Regions from separate parts of the Homo sapiens genome. Here region 1 is linked to region 2. Evidence: read pairs that join two places in POLR2A ChIA-PET (ENCODE). Cell type or tissue: Caco-2. All regions are shown on one strand. Links, peaks and the distances in the headings refer to the core of each region. The heading gives the core; the rest is flanking DNA. Region 1 overlaps PDZD2 (PDZ domain containing 2). Region 2 overlaps PDZD2 (PDZ domain containing 2).

What was found. ChIA-PET counts read pairs that join two places held together with the same protein. Peaks named below come from ENCODE experiments on the same cell type or tissue, not always from the same donor. Only the 100,000 strongest peaks of a DNase experiment are listed, where the experiment ranks them.
Region 1: POLR2A ChIA-PET joins it to region 2 with 15 read pairs; 10 of 35 experiments call an interaction of 5 or more read pairs at or near these places.

Annotation. Positions count from the first base shown.
Region 1 is chr5:31,975,016-31,986,572 of GRCh38, forward strand. PDZD2 (PDZ domain containing 2) reads left to right here. Exons shown (of 25, transcript NM_178140.4): 3 at 8,140-8,641. Among named protein-coding and RNA genes, the nearest start is that of MIR4279, 45 kb to the left of the region's middle. In Caco-2, for the core only: no CTCF peak of the experiment used is centred there; a DNase peak (open chromatin) is centred at 6,716.
Region 2 is chr5:32,029,550-32,041,106 of GRCh38, forward strand. It overlaps PDZD2 (PDZ domain containing 2), which reads left to right. Exons shown (of 25, transcript NM_178140.4): 7 at 7,682-7,793. Among named protein-coding and RNA genes, the nearest start is that of MIR4279, 99 kb to the left of the region's middle. In Caco-2, for the core only: no CTCF peak of the experiment used is centred there; no DNase peak of the experiment used is centred there.

The DNA.
Region 1 (11,557 bases), core at 2,060-10,059, 54 kb before region 2:
ATAAATATTTACCCTAATTATTTCTTCACTCAGCGTGTGTCTCCCAATTTAAATTTTGTGATAACAATAATTAAATGTACACATTTTGTAATGAAGAAGACATATTTGTTTATTTGTATTCTGTATTAGTTTTTCACGCTGCTAATAAAGACACACCCGAGACTGGGTGATTTATAGAGGAAAGAAGTTTAATGGGCTTACAGTTCCATGTGGCTGAGGAGGCCTCACAATCATGGTAGAAGGCAAATGAGGAGCAAAGTCACATCTTACATGGCAGCAGGCAAGAGAGCATGTGCAGGGGAATTTCCCTTTATAAAACCATCGGATCTCGTGAGACTTACTCACTCTCACGAGAACAGCACGGGAAACACCCACTGCTATGATTCAGTTACCTCCCACCAGGTCCCTCCCATGACATGTGGCAATTATGGGAGCTACAATTCAAGATGAGATTTGGGTGGGCACCCAGCCAAACCATATCATATTCCCTGCTCTAGATTCCAGATAAGGGAGAGGAGGGAGGCGGTGCTCAGCCCCAGCCATTTATGCTGAGTAGAGGAGGTGAGAAGTAGTTGGTAGTGACTTCCTCAGTCTCTTCCTTCAGCGAGCAGTTGGAGTGCACTGTTCTAGTCACATCTATTCCTAGGCCTAGACTCTGACCTGTTTTCAAAGTCTCATATGCCTAAGCCCTGGCTTGCTCTCTCTCCCTTTCTTTATTAGCAAAGAAATCGATTATCTTCAGGAAAGGTATTATGAGCACACTGAAGGTATCAGTCACTTTTTTTTTATTTATTTTTTTTTTTTTTGAGACAAGGTCTTACTCTGTAACCAAGGGTGGAGTGAGGTGGCAGAGTCATGGCTCACTGCAGCCTCGACCTCCTAGGCTCAAGCGATCTTCCCGCCTCAGGCTCCCAAGTAGCTGGGAGTACAGGTGTGCACCACCACACCTGTTAATTTTTTGTAGAGATGGAGTCTCACTATGCTGCTCAGGCTGGGATATCAGCCACTCTTACTAGACAGTATTCAGCCAAAAAAATTCCACCTTGAGTCCCCTAAGGACAATTTGACTCTGTCTAGGGAGGCTTTTGGAATCTGTGAGGAAATTCAGTGTAGTAGGGAGGCGATACCTGAGAGAGAGTGCCCTTGGCAACCTGGGTCCCATCCCTCTTATGGAGCTGTCCAAACTTGCCCCCATTTCTCAGCTAGGACTTCCCTGGGAAATTAATCTGTATAGATTTAACACTTCCTCTCAACCAGTTGTTCTCTGGGAACCTGTAGATTTACAGCATCAGACAGTTCTCTGAGTTAATTAGGCTTAGCAGGTTTTCAAAAGACCACAAACAGCTTTGTAGCCTCCCATTACTTCTTAGGGGAGGGAAAATCCTGGGCACAAACAATTAATTGCTCTCCGTCCATCCTGTGTGTCCAACAAGGTGACTATTAGCAGCTAGTACTGTCCTATAAACTCAGACCCTGTCATAATAACTCATCTGTAAACATCCCCTTGTGGTTGGTGTTTATTCTCCTGTTGTCTGTGTAGGGACCTGACATACTCAGATGAAGTAAGAGTGCCTGCTTTGGTGAAAAGTCTTCAGAATTCTCTTGTGTTTATGGCATTGTAGTACAAGCCAGTGCCCAGTGGTGGTGATACAAGTTACTTTGTTTTTTTGTTTCTTTCTTTTCCTTTTTTTCTTCTTTCTTTTTTTTTTTTTTTTTTTTTGTGACAGAGTCTCCCTCGGTTGCCCAGGCTGGAGTGCCCTGGTGCCATCTTGGCTCACTGCAACCTCCGATTCCCAGGTTCAAGCGATTCTCCTGCCTCAGCCTCCTGAGCAGCTGGGATTACAGGCACGTGCTACCACGCCCGGCTAATTTTTGTATTTTTAGTAGAGACGGGGTTTCAGCACGTTGGTCAGGCTGGTCTCGAACTCCTGACCCCATGATCCACCCGCCTTGGCCTCCTGAAGTGCTGGAATTACATGCGTGAGCCAACGCGCCTGGCCAGTTTTGTTTTTTTTTTTTTAAAGTAGAGACAGCTTCCTGCCATGTTGCCCAGGCTGGTCTTGAACGCCTGGGCTCAAGCGACCCTCCTACCGTGGCCTCCAAAAGCTCTGAGATTGTAGGTGTCAGCCACAGCGTCTGGCCCCAAGTTACTTTGAATTGCACACATAGACATCCATGGTTCAGCTTGGCAGTACCCGCCATGGGTTCACACTATGTGACAGGCATTAATAATTGATGGCTGAATGCCCAGGATGATTTTCAGAGGTACCTGGAAATTGTTTCTTCCAAAGGTTTTGGCAAAACAGTCAAATATCAAAACTATACAGCTGCCTCAAGCCCTCTTTTAATAGAATCCCGGCATAGATAAATTGTGTATGTCTTCAGCTTTCTGACATCTCCCTGTATTTGGCCCTCTCTTATCTATTTTCTTGTCTTTCTTGGTCTTTAAACTCCAGGCAGCTTTATTCCTCCAGCTGTTCTAAGCCCCCACCCTCACCCGCCAACCTCTTCCCAGGACTCCCACCCTTGGAGAGCCCAGACTCCAGAATTATGATAGAGCATCAAGGAACAGAGGAGTTGCTCAAAACTTTCTTTGAGATAAGGCACCTTTTGCGGGAAAAGGAGGAGGACGTGATGTGTCCAGAATAGGCCTGGTGAGGTAAAGAACTACAACTGGCCAGACGCAGTGCCTCGCTCCTGTAATTCCAGCACTTTGGGAGGCTGAGGCGGGCGGATCACTTGAGGCCAGGAGTTCGAGACCAGCCTGGCCAACATGGCAAAACCCTGTCTCTACTGAAAATACAAAAAATTAGGCAGGCATGGTAGCGTGCACCCGTAATCCCAGCTACTTGGGAGGCTGAGGCAGGAGAATCACTTGAACCTGGGAGGTGGAGGCTGCAGTGAGCTGAAATCACACCACTGCACTCCAGCCTGGGCAACAGAGTGAGACTGTGTCTCTTAAAGAGAACTACAATAGATTTCAGAGGGAAAGTTCTAGGCTAAAACTCAGAACCGCATTTCTGGATACTGTGGTCTTTCCATTTGTCTTAAAGTCATCCTGCAAAGGTCAAAGTCAAATAAATCTTAATTGAATTAATAATTTTGCATGCCAGAGGAAAATTGCAAATTAAAAAAATATGTGATGGAGAAGCATCTGAAAGACTAACCATACCTGTTTATGGAGAGGAAGCCTTCTGTTTTTCTAGAGGACATGATTGTATTCCATTTCTTTCTCAAATACTGACTTCAGAGTTTACTGTAATGATTCTAATGCTGGGTAAGGATCCTACTGAACAGAAAAAGGGACTTGAATGTATGAAATAGTCAGAAGGGGTTGGAAAAGTTACATAAATCATTTAAATACACATGGATGGAGAATGCGGAGGCCTCATGTTGAAGGTGGTTTAAAGAATTCTAAGAATGGCCAGGCATGGTGGCTCACGCCTGTAATCCTAGAACTTTGGGAGGCCGAGGTGGGCGGATCACGAGGTCAGGAGATCGAGACCATCCTGGCTAACATGGTGAAACCCCGTCTCTACTAAAAGTACAATTAGCCAGGTGTGGTGGCAGGTGCCTGTAATCCCAGCTGTTCAGGAGGCTGAGGCAGGAGAATGGTGTGAACCCGGGAGGCGGAGTTGGCAGTGAGCCAAGATTGCACCGCTGCCCTCTAGCCTGGGCGACAGAGCGAGACTCCATCTCAAAAAAAAAAAAAAGAATTCTAAGAAAATACCCCCTATTTAAAGTCTCTCACCAGCTTGCTGCAGCATCCGTAATTCATTCATTGCCCTTTGTCTGCAGGAAGACCTTAGAAAATTCAGTGTCCAGGAAGGAATAAAATAACCTGTCATACAGTTTCTTTAAGGTGACAGGGTCTTATTTATTGCCAGGAAGCTGGAGAGGACAGGGAGATGGTGCTGAACTCAAGATAAACTCCTCTTGGCTTTGTCATTTTGCCAAGAATGGACCCTGCAGAAGAAGTAAAATACTGTCTCAGTCACAGGCACCTTCCAAGTTTCTTGGAACTTCCATGAGAGTACAGGGGAGAAAGATATCTAAGTTCTTATACTCTGAATCAATAGGCCAGACTTTTTGGTACTGAAAAGGTCTCTGCATACCACTCATCGTGTTGTTTAGAGATTTAACGTATTTAATAAAAAGTAGATTCCCAAAAAGCAATTTTAAATGAATTTTGTCTCCGAGCTAAATCTTTTTCAGGATGATCGTAAATGTTTCAGAGGCCTAAGACAACTTGGAGATAAAATGAATATTTCTGGCCAAGAGTGGTAGCTCACGCCTGTAATCCCAGCACTTTGGGAGCCTGAGGTGGGTGGATCACCTGAGGTCAGGAGTTCCAGACCAGCCTGTCCACCATGGACAACATGGTGAAACCCCATCTCTACTAAGATACAAAAAAATTAGCCGGGCATGGTGGTGGGCACCTGTAATTCTAGCTACTCGGGAGGGTGAGGCAGGAGAACCCCTTGAACCCAGGAGCTGGAGGTTGCAGTGAGCTGAGATTGTGCCACTGCACTCCAGCCTGGGCAACAGAGTGAGACTCTGTCTCAAAAAAAAAAAAAAAAAATCATTTTTTCCAGGTTTATGTTTTGTGCTGTGCACCAGATCAATACTGTTGGGATGACTTGCTCCTCTTATCCCCAGAATTCTTCCTGGGAAACTAGTGTTCACAATTATTAGAATGTGAAAACAAATGAGATGATCCATTTTAACACCCTCACTTTACAGATGAGGAAACTAAAGTGCAGGGTTGACCGTGACTTAAAAAGAATTGCACAGTGGGCAGAGCATAGGCTTTGGAATCAGGCAGGTTTGGATCTGCTGCTCAGTAGTGATGTGAACTTGGGCAAGCTGATTGATATTTCCAAGCTGCAGTTTCATCTTCTGTTAAGACCGTTCTTAGGTAAATAGTGTCTATGAGGCACCTACTCAAAGAATGAACTCAAAATTTGCCCATAATAATACTGTATTCACTAGGAACACAAAATTTGCCCAATAATACTATGTTCACTGTTTTTTAAAAACCGAGACATATTCACATAACAGAAAATTCACCATTTTAAAGTGTACATTTCAGTGAGTTTTAGTGCTGGGTTGGGCAACCGTCACCACTAATTCCAGAACATTTCCTTCACCCCCACAAAACCCTGGATCTATTAGCAGTGAGTCCCAATTCCCCTCTCCCCCAGCTCCTGGCAAGCACTAATCTTTCTGTCTCTATGGATTTGCCTGTTCTGGACATGTCATATAATGGAATCATGTAGCTTTTTGTGGTCTGACTTCTTTCACTTTGCATAATGTTTCCAGGTTTCACCCATGTTGTAGCATATAATTTATTCCTTTTTTACTGACAAAGAATATTCCATTATATGGATATATCAACAGTTGTTTATCTGTTCATCAGTTGATGGAATGGAAGACCCAGCTGTCAGGTGTGATGGAAAACTGTTGCCATTGTTTTAATGTTAGGTCAAAGCCAGAATGAGGACTTGGGCATCCCACTCTCAATCTAGTCTTGTGTTTATGCCCTGCACTGATTTGTTGACATCTGAGCACATGTATTTAAATAGTAGTGCTTTTCTGAAAGAAAATCTTACAACCTGGCTACCTACTTTTAGGATTTTATACCTCTCCAAGGATTTTTCCAGTATGGAAAAAATGTTTACAATGCAAAGAAATGAAATCTATACGTTATAGAAAAATTGTGCTGAGAGACAGGTTCAATTTTTATTTTTGAGACTAGTGGATGGTGTTTGTTTGTTTGTTTGTTTGAGATGGAGTCTTGCTCTGTCGCCCAGGCTGGAGTGCAGTGGCGCGATCTCAGCTCACTGCAACCTCTGCCTTTCGGGTTCAAGCGATTCTCGTGCCTCAATTTTCTGAGTAGCTGAGACTACAGCCGCGCACCACCATGCCTGTGGTTAACTTTTGTATTTTTAGTAGAGACGAGGTTTCACCATGTTGGCCAGGCTGTTCTGGAACTCCTGACCTCAGGTTATCCTCCTGCCTCGGCCTCCCAAAATGCAAGGATTACAGGCATGAGCCACCGCACCTGGCCTAGTGGATGGTCTTAATGCCTCTTTGTCCCTCTGTATTTTGCACGGTGACCTGGCGTCTGTACAGTATCTTTTATCTGCCTGTTTTTGTACATGTAAGTTTACTACCATGGTTTCTAGCCTGGGATCAAAGAAGGTTTGGTTGATGTTTGAGTCATGAGTACCCCCCACCTTTTTTGTTGTTGTTGTTCACTTTATTCTATGGCAAAAATTCAGAATTATTCTCTCCTTTAATTAGACAGTCACTGTCATTCCATTAACGTGACCATTAGGTATGGGGAATATATGCCTTTGGGCCAGAATTTAGTGCATTTCAAGCACATCTGGTCACCTCTCCTTCCCGCTCCCTTGCCTGCTACCTAAGTGAAAGCTCACTATGAGATGAGAGGAGGACTTTGATGATCTGGCCTCCTTCCAATGTAATGTAATGACTGCCCCAGCTCTCAGGTCTGATTTCCCTGCTGACAAGATCCCAGAAGGCATGTTAATGTCTGTTTACCTGCAGTCATCATTTCTTCAGAGGCAGCATTGCATGTAGCCCCAGGCTTTTGCTGCGTGAGCATAAGAAGTCCAGAAGCAGATCTGATTTGTGAAGGATTTGGTTGTTGACACTTTTGCTTGGGAACGAGTGATGTGTAGAATGTGGCAAGATTCCAGTGGAGAAGGCGTTGTCCTGGGTTCATCAGGGATTTGTGCTGCTTTATCTTAGGTAGCATGAGTGGAGGGTCCAGCCCAGCCTGGTTTCCTGACTTTGCACAAGGGTTTTCTTTGCCCAAGCTTTGATGATCCGGTCCCGAATACCCCTAATTACTCATTTCATTTGATGTTGTATTTTCTTATCGTTCTTTAAGATCTGGAGCAGTTATCATGTCATGCTTCACATACCTTATCTCCTTTGTATTACTTCCTGCTTCTAAATACCTGCCAGCCCTCACATATATGAAAAAGCGACTGACCCTGACCCCTCTCCATGCTGAGCGTCCTTTATTCCTCCGACTGTTCCTGGTTGACACAGTCTCCAACAGCCTTTTGTCCTGGTCCTTCTTTGTCTATGTGTTTTCCACATTGTCAGTGATCCTCCTAATGTGATGTCCAGACTGGAAATGACACTCCATGTGTGCTGTGATCAGCCTAAACTGGGACTGTTACCAAGGCGTGAGCCTGATCCTCATTCAACACAGTGTACTGTTGCCACCAGTGCCTACTTAGCCAGTTGCCTGTTTGTTTTGTTTTGTGTTTTTGGAGACAGGGTCTCACTCTGTCACCCAGGCTGGAATGCAGTGGCGTGATCTCGGTTCACTGCAGCCTCTGTCTCCCAGGCCCAAGTGATCCTCCCACCTCAGCCTCCCGAGTAGCTGGGATTACAGGCAGGGACCACCACACCGGACTAATTTTTGTATTTTTAATAGAGACGGGGTTTCGCTATGTTACCCAAGCTGGTCTCAAACCCCTGGACTCAAGTGGTCTGCCCACTTGGCCTCCCAAAGCGCTGGATTACAGGTGTGAGCCACTGCACCCAGCCATCAGTTGGCTTTTAATACCAGTCATTACCTGTTACCCCTACTCAGTGAGGCATAGGCTCCCATTGTTGTGCTGTTGATTATTTGCTCCTAAGAGCAGAACTTTATACTTCCCCTAATCCACTCTATCCATTCTTTACCCTGGGGACTCATAGTTTTATTCCATTGGAACTATATGGATGGGAGCCTAGCATAATTCCGATGCAAGAAATGGTTGGAGTGAAGAAGAATTTTATTTTTTAATGATATGTTAGCATTGGCTCTGTTCCTAGAAAAATCCTTCTCCAACTCCTGATCCTACGGTACTTAAATTAGTCATTTCTAGTTCATGGGGTTTTGTGTTTGTTTTGGGAGTTTGGGGGTAATTGTTTGTATCAATTATTACATAGATGAAAAGAATGAATTGGGTGTTGAATCTCTTTAGGAAGCTCAATACCTCAGTCCATCGGCCAACTGGTCGTCACTTGGGTGGACCCTTGAACGCGTCTGTCTGCTGTGCTGTCTAGGAAGGGTGTGTGGGGTTCTAACTGGCACCTCTCTGTCTGTTGCAGTTACCTGGCTGAGCAGTGCTGGAATGGCGGCTTTATCTACCTGATCATGCTGCGTCGCTTTAAGCACAAAGCCCACTCCACTTATAATGGCAACAGTAGCAACAGCTCTGAACCAGGAGAAACACCTACCTTGGAGCTGGGTGACCGAACTGCGAAAAAGGGGAAACGAACCAGAAAGTTTGGGGTCATCTCCAGGCCTCCTGCCAACAAGGCCCCTGAAGAATCCAAGGGCAGCGCTGGCTGTGAGGTGTCCAGTGACCCCAGCACTGAGCTGGAGAACGGCCCTGACCCTGAACTTGGAAACGGCCATGTCTTTCAGCTAGAAAATGGCCCAGATTCTCTCAAGGAGGTGGCTGGACCCCATCTAGAGAGGTCAGAAGTGGACAGAGGGACAGAGCATAGAATTCCAAAGACAGATGCTCCTCTGACCACAAGCAATGACAAACGCCGCTTCTCAAAAGGTGGGAAGACGGACTTCCAATCGAGTGACTGCCTGGCACGGGTAAGGTTTGGTTTGATTATGGAACCAGAATTTTATTTATCGTGTGTGTTTGTTTGTTTTTGCAGCCCAGCCCATGCGGGAAATACAAGCTGGGCTCAGAACCAGAATTTTGAAAGAAATATTGTTTGAAGTTGCTTTTAAGGTTTAAAAAATATACCTAAGATGACCTCGCATTGAGAAGCCAACAAATGCATTAAGAAAAGTGATCAGAGGAGAATGACAAAAAAGCTCCAGTCATTTTATCCTACTTAAATAAAGAGCTAGTCAAGTGATCCTAAGTGGAAAACTCAAGCCTTCTGTGTTAAAATTTGAGTCATGTGAGGTCCAGATAAAGTACTTCACTGCATCGTTATTTATCGCTGCTGTCACCAGTGGAATCGCTGCTGCAAGGCCAAGAATTCCTGATGGCAGCTGACACCACAAACATCTAAGCCTCAGTATTACACAGGAAGGGTATTCAATACACAGGGAAGCATCTGCTTTTATTTTTAGCAGTTCAAAATTAGTGATGTTTTCATGGGATCACGTTATTACATTGCTGAGTTCTAGGGAAGTTTGGAAGCTTGACAACAATCTCTGATACTATGAAATCCAGCTGTGAGGGTCAAAGTTGGTTACCACACCTGCTTTGCCTTTAGGTGTATTCTGAATGATAAGGGGTAAGCTTCTAGCCTCAAATGGTCTCCCTCATTATAACCAACATTCTGTCCTATGAGAATTGCATTTCTTTAGGGTAGACATGTTCATTCCAAGAATCTTCTTAGATATTCCTGCAGGCTCCATTTGAAACGATAAACTGCCTACGTGGATGCTGACTGGTTTCTTCTCTGACTCAGGAGATGCCCCTTAGGGATGAAAGAGAAAGTTATAAAGATCAAAATGGGCGTAGGAGTATCAAGTTGAGGCCAGGCGCGGCAGCTTGTGACTGTAGTCCCAGCAGCTTGTGACTGTAGTCCCAGCATCTTGGGAGGCTAAGGATGGTAGATCACTTGAGCTCAGGAGTGTGAGACCAACCTGGGCAACATGGTGGAACCCTGTCTCTACCAAAAATACAAAAAATTAGCTGGGGGCCTGAGTGAGAGGATCGCTTGAGTCTGGGAGGTGGAGGTTACAGTGAGCCAAGATTCTACCACTGCTCTTCATCCTGGGTGACAGAGCAATACCCTGTCTCAAAACAAGAAAAGAAGTATCAAGTTGAGTTTTGTCTGCTGAGAAATGGTGCCCTGGGGGTAAGTGTGATTTCTGCCATTATAGCCAAATGTACAATGGGTTGAAAAGAATTACAATAGCCCCTCTCTCAAGAGATTATGTTCCTTCATTTGAGGAGCTGGGTGATCTTCATAAAGTTGGACACAGAGAAGGCATTATTTGTAAATAGAATGTATGAATAAGAAAAAAGTTGATGTCTCCATCAATGATTTGCTACTAATTTTATAAGTTCCCCCAAAAAGGATTAAGGACAAAAAAAAAAAAGATTATAATATACACCTCTTCCAAATTAAGGGCAGTGAAAATATTATAATGTGTTTCTTATCAGTGCATACCCTATCTTGATAGGATTTCTTCCCTAATGATTAGATTGTGCATACACAGAAAGCCTAATGTGAACAAAATAAGGTTGTGGGTATTGGCTCCCTTAATCATTTGAAGGTTTAAGGCACCAGGAGAAGGTTGAATCTCACATATAGTCCCAAGAATAGGCCTTCATTTGACCTAGGACACAGTGGAAATAATTTGGAATGATTTTAAAACAAAGGGCCAGGTGCAGGGGCTCAGGCCTGTAATCCCAGCACTGTGGGAGGCCCAGGCAAGTAGATAACTTAATGCCAGGAGTTCAAGACCAGCCTGGCCAACATAGCAAAACCAAAAATACTAAAAATACAAAACTTAGGTGGGCATGGTTGCACATGCCTGTAATCCTAGCTACTCAGGAGGCTGAGGCACAAGAATCACTTGAACCTGGCAGGTGGAGGTTGCCGTGAGCCAGGAATCGCACCACCACCCTTCATCCTGGTCAACAGAGTGAGACTGTCTCAAAAACAAACAAAAGCTAAACTTTTAAGAGATTACTCATCCTCTGCTTACCTTAATTAAACGTAATAATACTATTAATAATAAATTTAATTAAAATTGAACTTCTGGCCGGGCGCAGTGGCTCACGCCTGTAATCCCAGCACTTTGGGAGGCCAAGGTGGGTGGATCACCTGAGGTCAGGAGTTCGAGACCAGCCTCAACATGGAGAAACCCCGTCTCTACTAAAAATACAAAACTAGCCGGGCATGGTGGTGCATGCCTGTAATCCCAGCTACTCGGGAGGCTGAGGTAGGAGAATTGCTTGAACCTGGGAGGCGGAGGTTGCGGTGAGCCAAGATCGCGCCATTGCACTCCAGCTTGGGCAACAAGAGCGAAACTCTTGTCTCAAAAAAAAAAAAAAAAAAAAAATTGAACTTCTGGAGTCGCTATTTGAAGACTACACATATCACAGTTCCTTTGCGTTGTTTTTATGCTCAAGGTCAAACATCCTATGAGGTGTAAATGAAAGAGTGAAAACAACCAAACTGATCCATTGCCTTTAGGGCATTTTTTTTAAAAAGCCGCATGCCTATAGAAAGGGGAGACTTGCCATCTGGAATTTGCATTCTTTGTAACTGTTTATAATTCATATTCTGATTTTTGGCCCCGGGTCATACTTTTTGTCTTGGTAAATCAGAATGGACCACACATTTTCTCAGCCTCGAATATTTTAGCACCCTTTTCAACCATAAAATTATCTTTATTAGGTGCATTTGCCCAGGATTGATAGGGTTGGCAAAAAGTAGATTTTCACAGCTTTCCCCCACATTCTGATGGCACCAAAATTGGAACCAATAGACCTTCATACAAGATTGTTTAAGTTCTTGGGATTTTTATTTTTAG
Region 2 (11,557 bases), core at 1,967-9,966:
GACACAGGCTCGGGGGTGTGCACATGCAGTGGATTTGCATCACAGCTGAGGATCCCTCACCATAGGCAACCTCAGTCTTTTATGATGGGCTAGAAGCAGACCTGACCAACCTTTGCACCAGAGGAAGGAACCTGTCCCTTCCTCCTGAGACACTATCTAACTTTCAAGGCTGTTCACTCTACAAACATCCCTGGAAAGACAGATAATTCCATGTAACAACAGCCTCTGTCTCTGTTTGCACGCCATGCAGAAATGCAAGAGACCCAGGGAGAATTACCTCCCAATAGGGCAGACCAGAGAGACTCAGTAATATCAAGAAAAGGCAGGTTGATGAGGAAAAGATTCTTGGCTTCTCTTAAAGATGCCAGTCAGTCTGACAGTTGTCTGGAGTTCACGACCATGAACTTAAAGCCAATTGGCAGGAATCTTCCTCCCAACTGGAGTTGGAGGGAAATCAACCCGGTCCTACTTCAAGTGCTTTCTGTGTGTATTCAGTAGCTTCTTGACTGGCATTTTCACTTTGACATAAAAGTAAAGGGCTTCATGGCGTGCTGCATTGGGTGTAGATGGTGCCTCTGATGGAGCTCTACCTTCTTAAAAGCAGGAATGTTCAGTCAGTCCTGGGCCACATTTTCCATTTCCACTGCCTCTTGGCATGGAAGTGCTTAGACTGAAGAAAGCTTCATCTCTCCTTCCACATTTGTTGAGCTGGAAAAACACCCTCCGCAGATTCATGATCCAGACCTTCTGTTGATGATTCTAGAGCTTGTGCCCCTAATGAGCTAGTAAGGGCTAATACCTCTGCCGCCTCTTCCTTGGGATTAGTTTTTTCTCAGGTTTTGAGTGTCCCAGGGATCACGTGGCATTGCTTTCTCCTACATATTTTGGGGCAGTAATTGGATATGTCTGTAGTGATTCATATCCTTCCCCTTTGGGAAAGACTTAATTGAGTTTCCTTTTTACCTGCTGCTTAAATTAGTTCCATTTCTTCTTTATAGGTTTGCATGCTGAATTTGGGTGTTTTTTAAAAAGTATTTCTACTGTTTCTTTGTTTCTGACTCAGACCTTTTTTCCTAACATACTAATCTAGATAATATACAGGGTCCATCACTGTGAAAGAGATGAAATCAATGACTCTTCTATTTAGTGAAATATCCATTGTTCAAATGCATGCTGACCACCACTGGCTCTGCGTTAGCTAATTCCACCTAGGAAATGTTCTCCTATCAGGCCAGCATCAAGTTCTAGCCTATTCTCCTCCTGCCAGGCCCCACCCCCTTGGTATTTCTCATATTTACTCCCTTTAGAGTCCCTCATTTCATGCATTTCTCGGCCCACTTTCATCAGAGCAATGACCGATAACTGTGTTCTGTTAGAATTTACTGAGGATTTTTTTCATTCTTCTCGGTCTTCCCTGCAGTTTTGCCTTCAAGTCTGTCCGCATATGCTGATCTCTCTTGGGAGAGCTGTCCCAGATTATCCTTCCAAAGCTCTTCCTCTGCAGTCTTAAAATCATTTGTCTCATGTTTTCTGGGCCTGGAATTCCACTCTCTTCCCTGTGGTTTTGACTCTCAGGTAGCTTTCTTCAGGTCCCAGTCACCCCCACTAATTTAGGAATAACGTAGCATCTCCCTACTTTTGTGACAGACCCTTTAAGATAGGAACCGTCAAGAGTCTTTTCCATACATCACTGTGCTCTGGGACTTCACAATCCCAGTTACTCATCAGACTCTGGAGTCTGTTGTCTAAGATCTCTTTTAAGGAAGTATCCCTTTTTCTCTAGTTAGTCATCATGTATTTCTTTATTTTCTCTTTTCCACTACGCCTATTCTGATCAGGGACCAGAGCATGTTTTCAAATCCTCCTTGTTCTTGTGCGCAAACCTGATTTCTAAAAACTGAGCATTTCAGGCACATGCCTTTAAAAATGGCTTCTTAGCTGTGAGTTTTGCAGTAATTTTATTAAAGGGCTTTTTTCCCCATCTTCAAAGAAGATGGCATGTCTTTGGATCTCCATTGGTTTCTCTTTATTCTTTAATGAAATCTGCCACTTTCCATAGGTATGAAGTTGAAATGTATATCTCTGCAGTCTAGAGCTACAGTCTATGTAATCATCAAATCTGGAGGCACCCTGAGACCTGGGGGGAGAAAGCTTGGGCCTTTTTATTTCTTTAATTTCGACTAAACCTTACCTATATTCTTATGATACACATTAGGTACTCCACAGTGAATTTCTTTTTAACCCTCATGATAACCCTGTAAGACAATTGCAAGGTATTTTTAACTCTTTAAACATAAATACGATTGTTCCTATTTCACATAATGAAAAAACTGCCTTGGATATCAATGATCAATATGTTACAGGCACAATCCGTGCTGCTGCCTATGGCACATGTAAATTGCATTATACTCTGCATACACCTCCTGTGCTTATAGTTTATACATTGAGCAGAACAAGTTTCCATAAATCACTGATTAAAATATGTATACTCTGAATAGGGAGCAACATGACAGTCACCCTTATTTGTTGGCTGGTGGGCTACTCAGGTACAGCTGAGAAGCTTTCATTTCTTCTCTTCTTCATTTCTGAAGTAAACGTGGGGGAGAGCAGGAAGAACTGGGAAGTCGCAGCTTAGTTCCGTGTCCAGTTCCACTGGAGGCTGGTTCTGTTGGCCCAGGGCAGTGGTGAATTCCAGAGGCCCAGGCCCTGTTCCTCTTCCATGAGCCTGGTCTCTGTGTTCTTTGTTAGCTTTCCTGCTGATTCTGATGCACCTCAAAGTTTCCCTAGGCCATTCTCAGCCCCTGAGAATCTGCCTCGGAATCAGACCTGTGTAAATCAGTGGCCACGTCGGTCACTTTCACTCTCTCGGTCGTTCCTTGGGCCACTGCTTCCGCCTTCATGCCCACTTCCAGAGGTCCTCTTCTGGCAACTTCTGAGCTTTGGGGGAGTTCTCTGTGTGAACGTTCAGCCTTCTCCAGTCCACACTTAGGATTCAGCTTTCTCAAGTCAGATCCATTGCCACGTGGTTGTCAGCTTGCTGGTTTCCAGAATTTGTTGCTTTTGTCTTCTGTTTTCTTTATCCTTGTAAATTATGTCTGTCTTTTCCTAAAAAAAATTTTCCCTGTCATGTTAGTGTGGTTTCAAAGGGAAATCAGGAGAAATCTGCCACCTTTAGTCAGAAACCTATGTTATTTAATTCCCAAATGCAGGCCCATTTTTCAGATGAGGACACTGACGTTCAAAGAGGTTGACTGACGTGCCTAAACTGCAGTAAAATGGTATAATCAGGATTTGTGCCCAGGTAGCTGGCCGGATTCTCAACCACTCTGCCCCACTACCTCTCTACAAAATCAGATGCTAAAGATGCTTCTTCATTGAGTGCTGTGTATGTTACAGGTGTGGAAAATGATGCAAACAGGAAGGCTCTACCATGGAAATTGGCAAATTCTATGAGACTCCATTAATATAATGGGATTGTTTTGTACTACACTTGATGTTAGCCAAGAGGCCGAGAAGCAATAATGGCATTGTTTTGTAACACATGAATTAGAAACTGCTCATGAATAATAGATTTTATCAACTGTTTCGCTGAACTGAAGGCCTTCCAGGAGAACATTTTGCAAATTTCGTTTCAGAACAGCTAAAATGACATCATTTCCAGAACAGTTTGCTCTGTGCATTGGGAACAAAACCACACACAGAAAAGGGACTCTCTTAGAGTGTGGACATTTTCAGACAATAGTCAAAGTGTAATCAAAATTGCATTTTATATTGCTACTTCCTGACATAATCTGGAATGAATGTGTCTAAGCAACCCACTTCCTGTTCAGTGAGTTACAAGTCGTCTAATATCACAACAAACTCAACGAAAAAACAGTTTTTTGTTATAAGAGGAAACAGTTCCATTTAAATTCATTCCCCACTGCTAACCCTTTCAGTGGGTTCTGAAATAAGATGTCACTCCTTCCTTGCTCAACAGCAAGAGCTCTCTGCTTGCAACTCTTTGAGATATCTCTAGGTCCATTCTTACTGGCTCTAGCTACAGGCATTAGGTAGCCACATACACCATCTCTCTTTTTTTTTTTTTTGAGACAGAGCCTCGCTCTTTTGCCCAGGCTGGAATGCAGTGGCGCGATCTCGGCTCACTGCAACCTCTGCCTCCTGGTTTCAAGCAATCCTCCTTCCTCAGCCTCCCAAGTAGCTTGGACTACAGGCACTCACCACCACACCCGGCTAATTTTTGTATTTTAGTAGAGATGGGGTTTCGCCATGTTGGCCAGGCTGGTCTTGAACTCCTGGCCTCAAGAAATCTGCCCACCTCGGCCTTCCAGAGTGCTGGGATTACAGGTGTGAACCACCACGTCTGGCTCACATATACCATCTTTAGCATAAGATTTCTTTGACATAAAAAACCTACTGGCATTTTGTAGATCATAGAAACTGAATCTGTCTATCATGACCAGAAACCTTTCAGGCAGGCTCCTTTCCTTCTCAGGTGCTCAGAAGTGCTTGTATCATCTCCAAAATGTCTCTGATCCTATGAAAACCTGGGGCTGTGTTGGGAAAATAAAGGAGAAGACAGATGCAGAAAACTTCCTAAGTCCAGAAACAATAGGCTGGCATGGTTTTCCTTGCTCGGCATGAGCATCTCAGACAGACTTTCCAACGTTTGGGACCTTGGCCACTGTGTAATAAGCTACCCATTTAGTAGGCACCAAAGGCGGTAATGTCTTACAAGCCAGGGAATCCCTTACTCTGAAGGTCGATAGCCTGGGTCAGGTGGTATTATCAGAAGGAACCAGGAATTTTTTTTTTTTTTTTTTTTTTGACACAGAGTCTCGCTCTGTCACCCAGGCTGGAGTGCAGTGGCGCAATCTCAGCTCGCTGGAACCTCTGCCTCCCAGGCTCGAGCTATTCTTGTGCCTTAGCCTTCAGAGTAGCTGGGATTATACAGGCACGTGCCACTATGCACAGCTAATTTTTGTATTCTTTGTAGAAGTGGGGTTTCACCATGTTGGCCGGGCTGGTCTTGAACTCCTGGCCTCAAGTGATCCACCCGTCTCCGCTTCCCAAAGTGATTACAGACGTGAGCCATCACGCCCAGCTGGAACCAGGAATTTAACTCACTCTCTGGTAATTGCTGTTCACAGTCTGGAGACAGTATGGAAAGAACCTGGAGACAGGTTCTTTGCATAAAGTTTTTAAGTCAAGCAAAGGGGAGGCTCTAAGGCTTTTCTCTAGATTCTTCCATTTGTATGTGGCCCAGAGCTCAGGATGTCTCAGAGATGGCTCTTTCTTCTCTGTGTACATATTGATGTCAGGATTTGGGGTTGGGAAAGACATCCCTCCAGGGAATCTCTAAAATCACCCTCAAGATTCTGTTCCTGCTTTTTCTTCACAATTTAAACCTGAACACCTGCCAGTTCCTGATAAGGTAATATGAATGCAACAGATTTATTACCTTTGTTTTGTATGTCAGAATTAATTTGTTTTCTCAATGCCCCTTTCTCAATTTTGCCTACGTTTCCTCATTCTCAGACCTTTTTATTCCTGTTTCTAACCCAGAAAGATACTTGAACTTGAGGAGGAAGAGGGAATCTTCCAAACTTTACATATTGTATACAGAATTTGTATATAAACAATTATTTCTTAAAAGAGATTACCTACGTAATTACTCTAACTGCTTACTTTATACGTTTTTATGTATTGAATTTTTTTTTTTCTTTTTTGAGATGGAGTCTAGCTCTGTCACCTAGGATGGAGTGCAGTGGCGTGATCTCGGCTCACTGCAACCTGCGCCTCCCAGGTTCAAGTGATTCTCCAGCCTTAGCCTCCCAAGTAGCTGGGATTACAGGTGTGTGCTACCACACCCAGCTAGTTTTTGTATTTTTAGTAAAGACAGGGTTTCACCATGTTGGCTAGGCTGGTCTTGAACTCCTGACCTCAGGTGAATTTTTTTTTAAGAGAAAGAAAGGGTCTTGCGATGTTGCCCAGGCTGCTGATGTTGACCTCCTGGGCTCAAGTGATCCTCCTGTCTCACCCTCCTGAATAGCTGGGACTACAGGCACCCGCCACTGTACCCAGCTATATACTGAATTTAATATACAACATATAATTTTCATTACCTGTTAATTTGAGGGTGAGAAGTGACACTATAATTACATCACCTTTTGATAACTGGTAAGAGAAAATGCAAATCAAGAAGCTTTTGAATACATACAAAAAGCACTTTAAGTAGGACCAGGTTGATTTCTCCCAACCCCAATTGGGAGGAAGATTCCTGCCAGTTGAGTTTAACTTCATAGTCATGAACTCCAGACAACTGTCAGGCTGAATGGCATCTTTAAGAGAAGCCAGGAATCTTTTCATCATCAACCTTTGTTTTGTTTTGTTTTGTTTGTTTGTTTGTTTTGAGACAGAGTCTCGCTCTGTCGCCCAGGCTGGAGTGCAGTAGCGTGATCTCGGCTCACTGCAACGTCTGCCTCACGAGTTCAATCAGTTCTCCTGCCTCAGCCTCTCGAGTAGCTGGGACTACAGGCACCCGCCACCATGCCCGGCTAATTTCACACCCGGCTAATTTTTTGTATTTTTAGTAGAGACGGGGTTTCACTGTTTTAGCCATTAGCCAGGATGGTCTCGATCTCCTGACCTCGTGATCCGCCCACCTCTGCCTCCGGGCATGAGCCACTGCACCCGGCCTCATCAACCTTTCTTTACTTGATACCTTATATGCCTTTTTAAGTATGTATATCTTACTTAGTGAGAATATTACCTATTTTAATATAAGACTGTTTTCCTCTAGAACCTCAAAGGAAAATAAAATTTCAAATGGGAAGATTTATTGTTTGATGTATCTCAAAAGTCTTGTACATGTAAATTTACCCCACAATTTTTTATAAACACTCTGAAGTGCATGTGTCTCATTTTCTTCTCTAGTAAATGGGGGTTTTGTTTTGTTTTTAGCATGTTGGGTTTCTCTAGGATGGAGGACCCAGTGAGCCTTGGGATCAGACTTTGTGTATCACCTCCTGGGGTCACACAACTTCCAGATGTGTGGGCTGACCTCATGTCGACGCCTCCAGGGTGCCTGGGGCTGAGCTTGATTCCAGGAGCCGTCTGATCAATACTCACTCCGGAGCATAGCACACAGAACATTTGGTTGACTAAAATGTATAGCTGCCATAAAATCAAATTTTTACTGTATTTTAGAAACCTTAGAACTGGGTTTGAATTTCTGGTTTAATATTTGTTGCAACTTGCATTGTGGGAAAAAGCACTGGCCTACAGGTCAAGAGACCTGGGCTTGCGTTGTAGCTTTGTCGTTGACCACTGGGAGACCACCTGGGTAACTGACCAACAAGTGTCCTCAGGTGTAGGATGGAAGACGAAGTGGCCCTGGGGGCCCTGGTTCCATGCTGCGCAGTGAGACGTGTGCTGAGGAGGACTGGGGGCCCCTGGTTCCATGCTGGGCGGTGAGACGCGTGCTGAGGAGGAATTGGCCAATGCAAGGCGTTGCGAATGCAGCTTATCTGAAGGGCTGTGCTTTGATCCCGTGGTCCTTCTTCTCACATAACACCTGTATTGCTGCTCCTTGAGCCTTGAGATAACATTGTGGAGGGGGACAGCATAAGTCATCGCAGGGCTGGGCTCTCCCATCAGCTCTGTGCTTTCTGCATTTCAGATGCCTGGGACAGATGAACCCCAAGATGTGTGCGGTGCTGAGGAATCCAAGGGGAACTTGGAAAGTCCCAAACAGGGCAGCAATAAAATCAAGCTCAAGAGTCGCCTTTCAGGTAGGTGGGGGCTCTACCTGATGCAGCCTGTCTAGGATGAGTTTTCAGCCTCAGGAGCAGGGAGATGAAGCCATTGCCGGGATGAGCTCCCGTCTTCCTTAAAACCTCAAAATCATTTTTACCTTGGATGGTGCATATCCCAGGCATAACAACTGCATTTAGCCTCCTGCCTGTGTGAATTTCATTTTTTTTGAGTCATAACAAAGTGGATGTCAACATTCCTGTGTGTCTCTGTGTCCTGAAACATGACTGTCTTATGTTTGGTTCGTTTACTTCGATCAGATTTCACATGATCCTTTCAATGTGGAGTTAATATCAAATCTGCATTTCAATAAGCAGGAGAAAGATGGGATGGAGTTGCAGCTTTTGGAGCAAATAGACTCTATCTCCTGGGCATTTCCTTACGGCAGCTGGCCTGGGCCCAGAGAGAGAAAGTCAGCATTGAAAGCAATGGCTCTGTGCAGGAGGCACCTTAGAACTTTTGTGTATCATTATGAAAGGCATTTTTTTTTTTTCTGAGATGGAGTCTTGCTCTGTCACCCAGGCTAAAGTGCAGTGGCATGATCTCGGCTCACTACAACCTCCGCCTCCCGGGTTCAAGCAATTCTCCTGCCTCAAACTCCCGAGTAGCTGGGATTACAAGCGCCCGCCACCGTGCCTGGCTAATTTTTTTGCATTTTTAGTGGAGACAAGGTTTCACCATGTTGGCCAGGCTGGTCTTGAACTCCTGACCTTGTGATCCGCCCGCCTCAGCTTCCCAAAGTGCTGGGATTATAGGCGTGAGCCACCGTGCCTGGCAAAAGGCATTTTTTAGGCACATGATGGGTCTTTTCCTCCATTAAAAAAAAAAAAAAAAAAAGTAAAAATAGTATTTTATGGCTGTGTTGGTATAAAGATACAGCTGGAGGCCGGGCGCGGTGGCTCACACCTGTAATCCCAACACTTGGGAGGCTGAGGCAGGCAGATCACGAGGTCAGGAGATCAAGGCTATCCTGGCCAACATGGTGAAACCCCGTCTCTACTAAAATACACACACACACAAAAATTAGCTGGGTGTGGTGGCGTACACCTGTATTCCCAGCTACTTGGGAGACTGAGGCAGGGGAATCACTTGAACCTAGGAGGCTGAGGTTGCAGTGAGGCCAGATCACACCACTGTACTCCAGCCTGGCAACAGAGCAAGACTCCTCTCAAAATAACAAAAAACAAAAAAACAAAAGATACAGCTGGATTCATTAGTGTCTATTCATTACTATTACGTTTATTTTTTTTTCTGCTTATTTAAAAAGATATTTAAAAGGAAACACTTTTATGGGTCCCTGAAGGTGGCATGGGCCCTCAGCACTGTGCCTGCTGGCTTAGTGGGAAAGTCAGCCGTGGCTCCCCCTACAACAGTCATCTGGTATGGCAGGAAAAGCAAGAGTTTTGAAGCCTGGCAGAACTAGGTTTAGCCCTCAGCTCCTGAGTTACCTTGTGACTGTAGGCTAATGATTTAATCTCCCTGAACTTCCACTCCCTCACCTGAAAAAAGAGGAGAACACCCTGACTTTGAAAGGCTGAGCAGATTTTTAAGAAATGCACATTAAAGCATTTAGCACAATGTGTAGTACGTTAACGTTCAAAAAACATTCACGTCCCCTTCCGGCCACCCAGATTGGTGGAGAGGGCATGCCCGCACTGCTCCAAGTTTATTCTCAGAAAGATGGCAGGTTTAAGACGGTGAAATACCTGTTTTTAAGAAAACATCCTCTCTCTCCCCCTCTCCCCCTCTCCCTCTCTCCTTTCTACGGTCTCCCTCTCTTGCCGAGCCTGGACTGTACTGCCATGATCTCGGCTCGCTGCAACCTCCCTGCCTCAGGCTCCCGTGATTCTTCTGCCTCGGCCTGCCGAGTGCCTGGGATTCCAGGCACTGCGCCCCCACTCCTGATTGGTTTTTGTATTTTTGGTGGAGACGGGGTTTCGCCGCGTTGACCGGGCTGGTCTCCAGCTCCTGGCCTCAGGTGATCTGCCCGCCTCGGCCTCCCCAGGTGCTGGGATTGCAGACGGAGTCTCGCTCACTCAATGCTCAATGTTGCCCAGGCTGGAATGCAGTGGCGTAATCTCAGCTCGCTACAACCTCCACCTCCCAGCCGCCTGCCTTGGCCTCCCAAAGTGCTAAGATTACAGCCTCTGCCCGCCCGCCACCCCGTCTTAAGAAGTGAGCAGCGTCTCTGCCTGGCCACCCATCGTCTGGGATGTGAGGAGCCCCTCTGCCCGGCCACCCCGTCTGGGAAGTGAGGAGCACCTCTGCCCGGCCGCCAACCTGTCTAGGAAGTGAGCCTCTGCCTGGCCGCCCATCGTCTGGGATGTGAGGAGCGCCTCTGCCCGGCCGCCCCGTCTGGGAAGTGAGGAGTGCCTCTGCCCGGCCGCCACCCCGTCTAGGAAGTGAGGAGCGTCTCTGCCGGACTGCCCATCGTCTGGGATGTGAGGAGCGCCTCTGCCTGGCCGCCCCATCTGGGAAGTGAGGAGCGCCTCTGCCCGGCTGCCCCATCTGGGAGGAAGTGAGGAGCGCCTCTGCCCGGCGGCCCCATCTGGGAGGAAGTGAGGAGCGCCTCTGCCCAGCTGCCCGAATGGGAAGTGAGGAGCGCCACTGCCTGGCCGCCCCATCTGGGAAATGAGGAGCGCCTCTGCCTGGCCGCCCAGTCTAGGAGGAAGTGAGGAGTGCCTCTGCCCGGCCGCCCCATCTGGGAGATGAGGAGCGCTTCTGCCCTGCCACCCCATCTGGGAAATGAGGAGCACCTCTGCCTGGCCGCCCAGTCTAGGAGGAAGTGAGGAGTGCCTCTGCCCGGCTGCCCCATCTGGGAGATGAGGAGCGCTTCTGCCCTGCCGCCCCATCTGGGAAGTGAGGAGAGCCTCTGCCCGGCTGCCCCGTCTGGGATGTGAGGAGCGCCTCTGCACGGCCACCACCCCGTCTGGGAAGTGGGGGGCGCCTCTGCCCAGCTGCCCTGTCTAGGAAGTGAGGAGCCCCTCTGCCTGGCCGCCCCGTCTAGGAAGTGAGGAGTGCGTCTGCCCGGCCGCCACCCTGTCTAGGAAGTGAGGAGCGTCTCTGCCGGACTGCCCATCGTCTGCGATGTGAGGAGCGCCTCTGCCCTGCCGCCCCATCTGGGAAATGGGGAGCGCCTCTGCCCGGCTGCCCCGTCTGGGAGATGAGGAGCGCCTCTGCCCGGCTGCCCCGTCTGGGAGATGAGGAGCGCCTCTGCCCTGCCACCCCATCTGGGAAATGGGGAGCGCCTCTGCCCGGCCGCCCCGTCTGGGAGGAAGTGAGGAGCACCTCCGCCTGGCTGCCACCCCATCTGGGAAGTGGGGAGAGCCTCTGCCTGGCTGCCCTGTCTAGGAAGTGAGAAGCGCCTCTGCCCAGCCGCCCCGTCTGGGAGGAAGTGAGGAGTGCCTCTGCCCGGCCGCCACCCCGTCTGGGAAGTGGGGAGCACCTCTGCCCAGCCGCCCTGTCTAGGAAGCGAGGAGCGCCTCTGCCCGGCCGCCCCGTCTGGGAAGTGAAGAGCGCCTCTGCCTGGCCGCCCTGTCTGGGATGTGAGGAGCACCTCTGCCCGGCTGCCACCCCATCTGGGAAATGGGGAGCGCCTCTGCCTGGCCACCCCGTCTGGGAGGTGAGGGGCGTCTCTGCCCGGCCGCCCCGTCTGGGAGGTGAGGGGCGCCTCTGCCCAGCAGCCGCCCCGTCTGGGAAGTGGGGAGCGCCTCTGTCCGGCCGCCCCATCTAGGAAGCGGGG